Regions from separate parts of the Homo sapiens genome. Here region 1 is linked to region 2. The links are chromatin contacts, found by Hi-C or POLR2A ChIA-PET in ENCODE. All regions are on one chromosome and are shown on one strand. Each heading gives the region's core, a stretch centred on a gene start or an enhancer-like site at or near the end of the contact. The rest is flanking DNA. Distances are from core to core; before and after follow the strand shown.

The links. A loop is a pair of places that touch in the nucleus more often than their neighbours do. ChIA-PET counts read pairs that join two places held with the same protein, here RNA polymerase II (POLR2A). Pooled maps may share reads with other maps.
Region 1: a map of tibial artery shows a loop between it and region 2 (3-fold over the local background). The contact joins two enhancer-like sites. A Hi-C loop is called at or near these places in 8 of 168 maps with a recorded cell type or tissue (aorta, ascending aorta, breast epithelium and 4 more) and 5 of 50 pooled maps. POLR2A ChIA-PET finds 5 or more read pairs at or near these places in 5 of 52 experiments (CD4-positive, alpha-beta T cell, GM10248, GM12878 and 2 more).

Annotation. Positions count from the first base shown.
Region 1 is chr14:75,397,701-75,402,119 of GRCh38, forward strand. No RefSeq gene overlaps it. Among named protein-coding and RNA genes, the nearest start is that of JDP2-AS1, 28 kb to the right of the region's middle. Within about 2 kb of position 2,676, at least 26 of the 41 ENCODE cell types and tissues checked have a DNase peak (open chromatin) inside an H3K27ac peak, as active enhancers do; they include ascending aorta, heart left ventricle and tibial artery, where a contact is called at or near this core.
Region 2 is chr14:75,359,256-75,363,893 of GRCh38, forward strand. No RefSeq gene overlaps it. Among named protein-coding and RNA genes, the nearest start is that of JDP2-AS1, 66 kb to the right of the region's middle. Within about 2 kb of position 2,941, at least 5 of the 41 ENCODE cell types and tissues checked have a DNase peak (open chromatin) inside an H3K27ac peak, as active enhancers do; they include ascending aorta, heart left ventricle and tibial artery, where a contact is called at or near this core.

The sequences.
Region 1 (4,419 bases), core at 1,426-3,925, 38 kb after region 2:
AGGCAGAGTTAGAGTCTAGACCTTGGTGGGTGAGTGTGAGCTCAGTTTCTAATCATCTCTCAGCTTTACATGGCTCAGTAATCTGATATTATCAGTTCAGACAGAGGGGACAAGGCCCAGGGAAGCACTGTCCAACAGAAATATAGTGTGAGCCATAAATGTAACTTAAAATTTTCTAGTAGTAACATTTTAAAAAGTAAAAAGCATATGTTAACCCAATATAGCTAAACCATTATTATTTCAACATGTAATTAATATAATTTTTTTAAGAGAGACAGAGTCTTGCTCTGTTGCCCAGGCTGGAGTACAGTGGCGTGATCATAGCTCATTGCAGCCTCAACCTCCTGGCTTCAGGTGATCCTCCCACCTCAGTCTCCCAAGTACCTTGGACTATGGGTACACATCACTGTGCCAGCTAATTTTTTTTTTTAGAAATGGTATCTTGTTATGTTGCCCAACTTTAAGAGACAAGCGAGACGTCATCTCTAAAAAAAAAAAAAAAAAAAAAAGAGAGAGAGAGAGAGAGAAATGCATTTCTCTTATGTAAATGCTTAGGTAGGTCTTGAGGGCTACTGATATGGCTCTTTGTGCAATATTTAACCCAAGTTCCTTCTATCTGTTGGTCCACCATGCATGGGCTATATTTCCAAATTCCACAACAGTCCAAGATGACTGCTCCAGCTCCAGCCAGTGCGACCACCTTCCAGCCTGCAGAAAAGGAAAAGGGAAGAAGGACACACTACCACCTTTTCATGGCACTTCCAAAAAGTTACACACATATTACTTTTATTTACATCCATTTGTCGGGATTTAGTCATATGGCCCTATCTAGCTGCAAGGGAGGCTGAGAAATGTACTCTGTGTTCTAGGTGACCAAGTCGCTGGCTAAAATTCAGGGATTCTGTGACTAAGGAAGAAAATAGCGAGGAAGCAACTGATAGTGTTGGTCTCAGAGACCAAACCATGCTAATGAAATGCAGATTCTCTGGTAAACCAGAAGGCCAAGTTATTCAAGAACAGTAAGACTATAATTGTCAGCCAGATGAGAGTGCCTGAGTTGGCTGACCATTTCAATCTCTTCCCAGTAGGCTAGTCTAAATGGTTAGAAGATTAATGGATCGGACTATGAGAGCCTGATAGGTCCCTTTCCATTTCAGGACCTACAAACCTGCCAGGAGAACTAAAACATTCCTGCCAGCCTGGGAGGGAGCCCTTTTTCTGGGATGATGCTAGAGATGCTTGGACAAACTCTGGCCCCTCAACATTTCTTTACCTGAACCCATCCTAGCTTTATACACTACAATTCTACTTATATTTGTTACATTTTAGATGTTGGGAAGAGATTTTGAAGACATACTAGCTCTTTGTTGTGAACTTGGGATTTGCTATTGTCTCATCAGCAGTGTTCATTAACTTGATAAACATTTATTGAGCACCTACTTTTTGCCAGGTATTGCATTATGCTAGGAGTGAATAAGAACCTGTCCTTAAGTTGACTGCAGTATCTAAAGAATAGGGAAAGTGATGGGCAAGCATTTGAGAAATGAGTAGGCATTCACTGAGCAAGAGGAATGAAAAGCCATCCCAGGTGAAGGGAAGGCATGTGCAAAGGCTTGGGAGACACCAAAGAACATGACGTGTTTGGGAAAAAGAAGTAGCTGGGTGGGGCTTGTCGGGAGGAGATGCTGGAAGGGTGGCCTCTTCAGCATCCATTCTCTCTCAGTAACTACCCCATTTTCCTTGGGGTATCCACCCTCCCTACACTTCCCATATTTTTTGGAGGAAGTCGACTCCACCCTGGCCTAGGCTTGGGGTAAATAGCCCCAGTATAGACTAATCAGCAAAATCCCTTCTTGCCTGCAGATGGGCAAATGACCCAATTCTGACCTGAGAGACTGGAGAAGACTTTGCTGGCAGGTTCAGGGAAAGAAGCTCTCTCCCTTTCTCCTTCTATACAGCATGGAGCATAGGTGTGAAAACAGGAATTGTGGCAGCCGTTTTCTCACCATGAGAAAAGCCTGCCTGAGCATGAAGACAACACCATGGAGGGCAGAGAGGAAAACACCAAGAAGAAGAAGGGGTTTTGATGACATTGTGGTGCTATTGAGTCAAACCTACACTGAAGCCTCCTTGAGCCCTCGGCTTTAGGCAGCTTGGGGCTGCAATGTGAAGGACCTTGGGGCTTAGCTTTTATTCTGGGGCAATGGGAAACAATAGACAGCTTCAAGGAGGGGGGCAAGCCCACTGGACCTGAATTGTAGGAAGTTGTCTGCAGTGCTGAGTGCAAAGAGCCTGGGCCAAAGCCAGAAATGAGGACCTGAGCCAAGACAGGAGAAGAGGAAAGAGTCTGAGAGCCACTTGGGTGACAGAAGCCAGACTAACTGGATTAAGAGGGCATGAGGAAGAGGGTGTGTGCTTTAGGAAGAGGCTAAAACTCTTAGCCTGACTACATGAATGGAGAAACTCCCCTTCCCCCTTCTTTTGCCTCTATCACTGTCCCCCTGGGAAATCATGTCCACTGCCAAACCCTGTATTCTCCTCTTCTGCAGATTCATGCCTCTGATTACAATTCTTTATGGGCATGCCTGGTCCTTTGGAGCAGGGACCATGCCTCGTCATCTTCACATCCCCAGGGACTAGCCTGGCACATGGTTGGCACCGGGTCAAGGCTGACTTGGATTGAGTTCTCGCTGAGCTAGGCATGAGCTGCACCCTCCCCCTGCCCCCAGGGCTTAGTCATCTGTTTCATAAGCAGCTTCCAAAAGCTGCAGCCCCAATACCCAGCTTCCTTGTTGTTGGCAGGTGTTGGCAGCCCTGAGTGCCAGAACGCCAGGGAGCCAGCCACTGGGAACATGCTAGGGTGGTGAGCAGGAGCCAACTAATCAGGGCTCATATACATTTACGAGAGGCGTGTGTGTGCTCCCCAGGAGAGCTGTAACGACACTCCCTTTCCAGGAAACACAAACCAGGCCTCTTTCCTTTCTTTTTTCTCACCTGTCCTGTCTTGTGGCCAGAAGCACATTCATTGGCTTTCCATGCTTCTAAAATAAATCAAATTGGGGGCCACACCCTTCCAAGCTACTTTAGGTTTGCTCCGTGGAAGCTTTAACCCCTTATCATCCCACCAGGCCTGAAATGCTTGGGTTCCAATTTACAAAAATATTAACTTTTTATGTCCTTTCAGAAGAAGGATCTCAGTTTTCCTGATGTCTGCTCCCCTGCCCTGGAATTTCTCCCTCTGCTCATAATTCATCCCAAGGATGTTGACTTCTGTGTTTTGGGATGGTCAGGGGCTAAGTGGCATGGAGGGCAAATAGATTAACCTTTTACCAACTTTCCAAAGCCCTTCCTCCTTGTTCTTTTTTGTTTTTGTTTTTTTGAGATGGAGTCTCACTCTGTCACCCAGGCTGGAGTGCAGCAGCATGATCTCATCTCATTGCAACTTCCGCCTCCCAGGTTCAAGTGATTCTCCTGCCTCAGCCTCCTGAGTAGCTGGGACTACAGGCGCATGCCACCACGCCCAGATAATTTCTGTATTTTTAGTAGAGATGGGGTTTTGCCATGTTGGCCAGGCTGGTCTCAAACTCCTGACCTCATGATCCACCCACCTCGGCCTACCAAAGTGCTGAGATTACAGGCGTGAGCCACTGCGCCTGGCCCTTCCTTGTTCTTTTTATCTCGGCCTCCTCTGGGCTTTTGGAAGGCCTCTTCTTTCTCTAACCCCAAGGTTTTCCTCATTACTCCTCCAAGATTTCAAGGTTTTCCTCTTGTCAGTTTCGTTATGGAAACTCCTGGTTCCCCGCTAGCCTGCGCTCCTCAGTAGGGCTCTGAAACTCAGCTCTCATCTGCCCCAGTGTTATGTTGTTTTTTTCCCTGTCGCTATGGCAGGGATTAAGACAGGAGCCAGGGAAGAAGGGCGGGGGGAGGAAAGTGAGCACGGAAAGGCAGAAGAACGATGGGAGAGAGCCTGATTGGAGGGTGTCAGAGCTGAAGGAAACCGACAGAGAAATGGGCTGAGTGTGTCAAGGGAAGGAAGAGGGATTTGTTTTTCGTTGTTCTATTTTGGTTTTGGTTTTATAGTTTGGATTTGTTTCCAGAGATGAAGAGAAATGTACTTAGTGCTGAATCTCCCCCAACATAGAGTCATGGCTAAAGAAATCCCTCTCGCATCGTCAGTAATCCAGGGGCAATCTTTAGATCCCAGATGGAATAGGGAAAACTCTCAAAAAAGCTTCCAGTTATTCTCAATTCACTTTATGGACAAGCCTGCCCAGTCAGTGTGACAAAGTGACCCAGTACCACTCTGAGACCAGGCAAGCCCTGCCCTTTGGAGATCCCTTCCCCGCAGGCCTCCCTTTGTCCCTGGGGCGAGGGGGTCCTCAGGGCTGAGGGTGATGCCCAGACAGAGTCTATGCCCAC
Region 2 (4,638 bases), core at 1,691-4,190:
GCAGAGCTGTTTTCTTTTTAAGGTTAATTCCACATATGTGCCCATTCAAAGATCAAAGTCCAAATACTTAGTCAAAACCACTGATTTTGCAAATCCTCAGCCAGTCTTGGACTAGATTTGCAACCACCAAGTACTGAAGAAAGCAAAATGAAATCAAACCAGACCCTTACAAAACACATGGTGTATCAAACATTTTTTTTTTCCTAGTTAGTACTCAATGCTGAACCCTGTCGCTCTTCAAATTATCCCTTTCTCCTTAACTGGGAAGAGAAACAATCAAAGATTAGAAAAGGCTTGAATGGGTCAAATAAGGGTGTTTATTTTCTGAATTACCTCTCTCAGTCTAAACATTCTTTCCATTTCTCCCTCTGTCATCTGGTCTCAAGAGGGAACGGCTGCATGGTGATGAGCCTACCTTTTTGCAGATGTTACAAGTGTGGGGTAAAGCTCAGCACTCTGGGGTGGGTACAGCATATGTGGGATTTGGAGCATAGGACGTAATCCAGGGTTTTCCTGGGGCTGCTTCCCCACCGGACCAGCTGGAGGCCAAATTGTGAAGAGGGAGAAGGGAAAAGATTGGTCCTGGTCCTTCAGCCATTCTTTTTTTTTTTTTTTTAGATGGAGTCTCATTCTCATTCTGTTGCCCAGGCTGGAGTGCAATGGCGTGACCTCAGCTTATTGCAACTTCCGCCTCCTTGGTTCAAGCGATTCTCTTGCCTCAGCCTCCGAGCAGCTGGGACTATTGGCAAGCGCCATCATGCCCAGCTAATTTTTGTATTTTTAGTAGAGACGGGGTTTCACCTTGTTGGCCAGGCTAGTCTCAAACTCCTGACCTCAAGTGATCCACCTGCCTCGGCCTCCCACAGTGTTGGGATTATAAGCGAGAGCTACCATGCCCAGCCCCTTCAGCCATCTTTTCCAATGAATCCTGACTCTCACCCGCTTAGACTCAAGGATGTCAAGATTATCTGGCACACATTTTAACAGTGCAGAAAATCAACCCAGAATATGGAGGGGAGTTTGAAAATCCCACTGTATTTGGAAAGAAAAGACTTTGGAAAAAAGAAAAAACCAACTTGTAACCTTCAAAAGAACATCTGTCTGGTTTTCCCTGTATGAGATATTGATGGAATTAATACACATTTGTACACACGCTTGCCTTAAAAAACAGCCCCTCAGAAATGCACAGTGGTTCTCCCTGAGTGGTAGAATTCCAGAGGATTGTTTTTTGTTTCTCTTGCTTGGCTCTACGGTCTGCTTTTTTCTCAATAGATGCAAATAACAATATAGTTGGATGCTAAGTGGGAGTCACATTCTAAAGTCAGTGTGTAAAGAAGAAAATCATATCCAGTAAAATTACTTGTGAAGATAACTTCTCTACTAACATAGCATATACATGGCTTTATGTGTCACAAAGTAGTTGCCTTGCATTTAGGGGTCAAGATATAGAAAAATACACATTTTATACATTAGAGCCCATTGAAAGGTGCCATAAGGTGCCAAGGTTTGTGGTAAATGAGACCAATTGGGGAAGCATCTGCCATCTTTTTTCCTCAGTCTTACTGTGGAGCCCATATTTACTGAGTGGAATGGCCCAAGGAAACATCTTCACTCTTCGTATCATTTTCTCTCTCTCTTTCTCTCTCTTTTCCCAGGATGTAGGGTGGAGACTTGTCTTAAAGCTGAGTTGCAAAGCCAGGCAATGTTTTTGTTTTTTTTTTTCTCGGAGGTGGAGTCTTGCTTTGTTGCTCAGGCTGGAGGGCAGTGCCACAATCTTGGCTCACTGCAGCCTCTGCCTCCCCAGCCTCAGCCTCCCCAGTAGCTGGGATTACAGGCATGCACCACCAGTATCATCATGTTGGCCAGGCTGGTCTCCAACTCCCGACCTCAAGTGATCCACCCACCTCGGCCTCCCAAAGTGCTGGGGTTATAGGCCTGAGCCCCCACGCCCAGCCCCAGGCAATGTTTTAACTTACATTGCATGTTGCAGATCAGTAAAAATTAGCAATGTATTCTAAGGGTGAATTTATTCCCACTTCACTAAGACTAAGGAAGACTTCAGGCATGAGGTGGTAGGGATGGGGTTGGTCGGCCTTTCCGGAGGCCATGCGAGTGCCTGCCACATTTGCTTGGCAATGCAGCCTGGAGGCTCTGGGCTGCTGTTGCAAGGCTCATCTGTGAGGATGATTCTGTTGCTTAACTATGGGTCATTTTCCTCTGTGGGGTCCTGCTCTGGCTAGGTTGGGGTGAGTGGCAGAAGAAGAGATTAGTCGCAGGGATGGAGTGGAAATGTTTTATTTATCCCTCTTCCTCACTCTCTCATCCTCAAATACACACAGGTCCCCATAAGACTGGCATGTCCCTGGGAAGTGTCTGGGGTCCCAGACAGAGGGAGCATTCACCCACCACTCAACACAGACTTATTGAGAACCTATTATGTGTGAGGCACTGGGGATATGTATTGAGTAATGTTCTATGACAGACCTTCATACTTATAGGTACAAACAGGGGTAAGTTCTCCAAGAATAAAAGGCAGCATTCTACGAGACTCTATAACCAAGGTCCTAATTTGGGCCATTTTGGGGAGAAGGCTTTAAGAGAAGGGCTCTCTGAAGAGCTGCCATTGAGGGGCTGTGAGATGAGAGAGTGTTAGCCAGAATGAGTGTGGGAGGGTGCATTCCCTCAGAGGGTAAAACATTTGTGTCACTTCCAGCCAAGGAGACATGACCCCCTCCCTCGCCAAGAGCAGAGGAAGCCCTTCTTAGCTAAAAATAAGTTTGTTGAGCCTCTGGGGGAAATCCTGCCACTGCCCAGAGAAAGACCCCTAGAAAGGTGATTTTGTGGCTCTAACCCTCTGCACCCACCCCACAGGATGTGTGGGGCTGGTGGTCCCCAAACTGCGGCTCCCGACCTTTCCAGCTAATTTTGCCTTCCTGAGAGTGTGTCTCCAGCACGGCTGGGCTCCCAAGCTGGGCGCCCGCCAGTCAGTCTGACCAGGGAAGGAACTATTTTGGGAATTTTTATGATGAAACAATATTTTTTTGGTAAACAAATGGAAAGCTGTTAAACAGAGCTGCTCACCCCTAGCTCCTGGTTCACCTTTCTCCAAGGGGAGGTGTCACAGAGGTGGCACTATCCAGTGGGGATACTGTCCCCTGGGCTCTCCCTCTCCAAGCACACACCCCATCATTTCTCCCAGGATAAATAGCTATGGCTCCCCACGTCCTGCCTTGGACTCCTTTTTTTTTTTTTTTTTTTTTTTTTCCTGGAGACAGGGTCTCACTGTGTCACTCAGGCTGGAGTGCAGTGGGGCACAATCTTGGCTCACTGCAGCCTTGACCTCCCTGGCTCAGGTGATCCTCCCACCTCAGCCTCCCCAGCAGCTGGGACAACACATGTGTGCCACCCATCTGGCTAATTTTTGTATTTTTTGTAGAGACAGGGTTTTGCTACATTGTCCAGGCTGGTCTCAAACTCCTGGACTCAAGCCATCCATCTGCCTCGGCTTCCAAAGTGCTGGGATTACAGGGGTGAGCCACTATACCCGGCTGCCTTGGCCTCCTTGAAAACAAAACTTTGGTGCAGTTTGGGATCGTGGGGGGGCTGGGCCCAGCCTGATTGGCTTCCTCCAGGCCTGAGATGGACCGGACTTAGAATGTTAGCATCGGAAGGGCCCTTAGAGAACATCTGCCACCCCTTACTGACCCCCTTCACAGGTGAGGGGATCAAGGCCCAGAGAGGGGAGACCAGTTTCCCAAGGTCATATAGCTTATCAGTCGCAAATGGGGTTGAAGCCTCAGATGTCAGACTCCTGGCCCTGTTCTCTTTCTTCAGAAATAACGAGCCAAGCTAGTGGTCAAAAAAAAGAAACAATAGATTCCACTTTCAGTATTTTGTAGAGCACCTACAACTATACACTAAGAGCAAATCATAAGTCTGCTAAGTCTCTGAGCAATGACCGCACTCTCAACCTCACCTGGAAGAAGGCTCTCCTTCCGGGACTGGCCTGGCCTCTCCGGAGATGGCTGCCTCAGCCTACCTGTGCACTTGCCTCTGATTGGCTGCTGTGGAGACTGGGGCTGCGTTAGCCAGGGCACCTCTCCTTGGTGCCAGGAGACCACCCCTGCCCAAGCCTCGTTCCTCCAGTGGTTTCATCACCTCTTGTTCTACCCAATGGCCCCCAGCCATCCACAGCTTCCAGGGCTTGGTTTTCTCAGCTGGACCATGATCCTATTTTTATGTTTGAGCTCAGAGAACATGATTAATGCCCTCTACTGAAAACAGGATTGATGCATCACCTTCTCCTACTGATGGATCAAATGGGGCTGCTGTAAAAATAGTAATAATAGCTACCCCTTATTGAGTCCCCACTGGGCTCTTATAGACGTCTCATTTCATACTCACAGCAGCTCTGCGTGGTAGAGGTTATTTGTCCCACTTTACAAATGAAGTTACTGAATGCCAGAGAAGTCCAAGTTCACATGATCAATGAGTAAGTAGTAGCATTGGGATTCACCCAGCTCTGTCTGGCTTGAATCCTACAGTTCTCCCCATCAGGCAGCCTCCAAGTATGAGACAAAGAGAATCTGGCCAGGAACATGTAGCAGCAGAAGGGACAAATGTGAGTTTCAACAGATT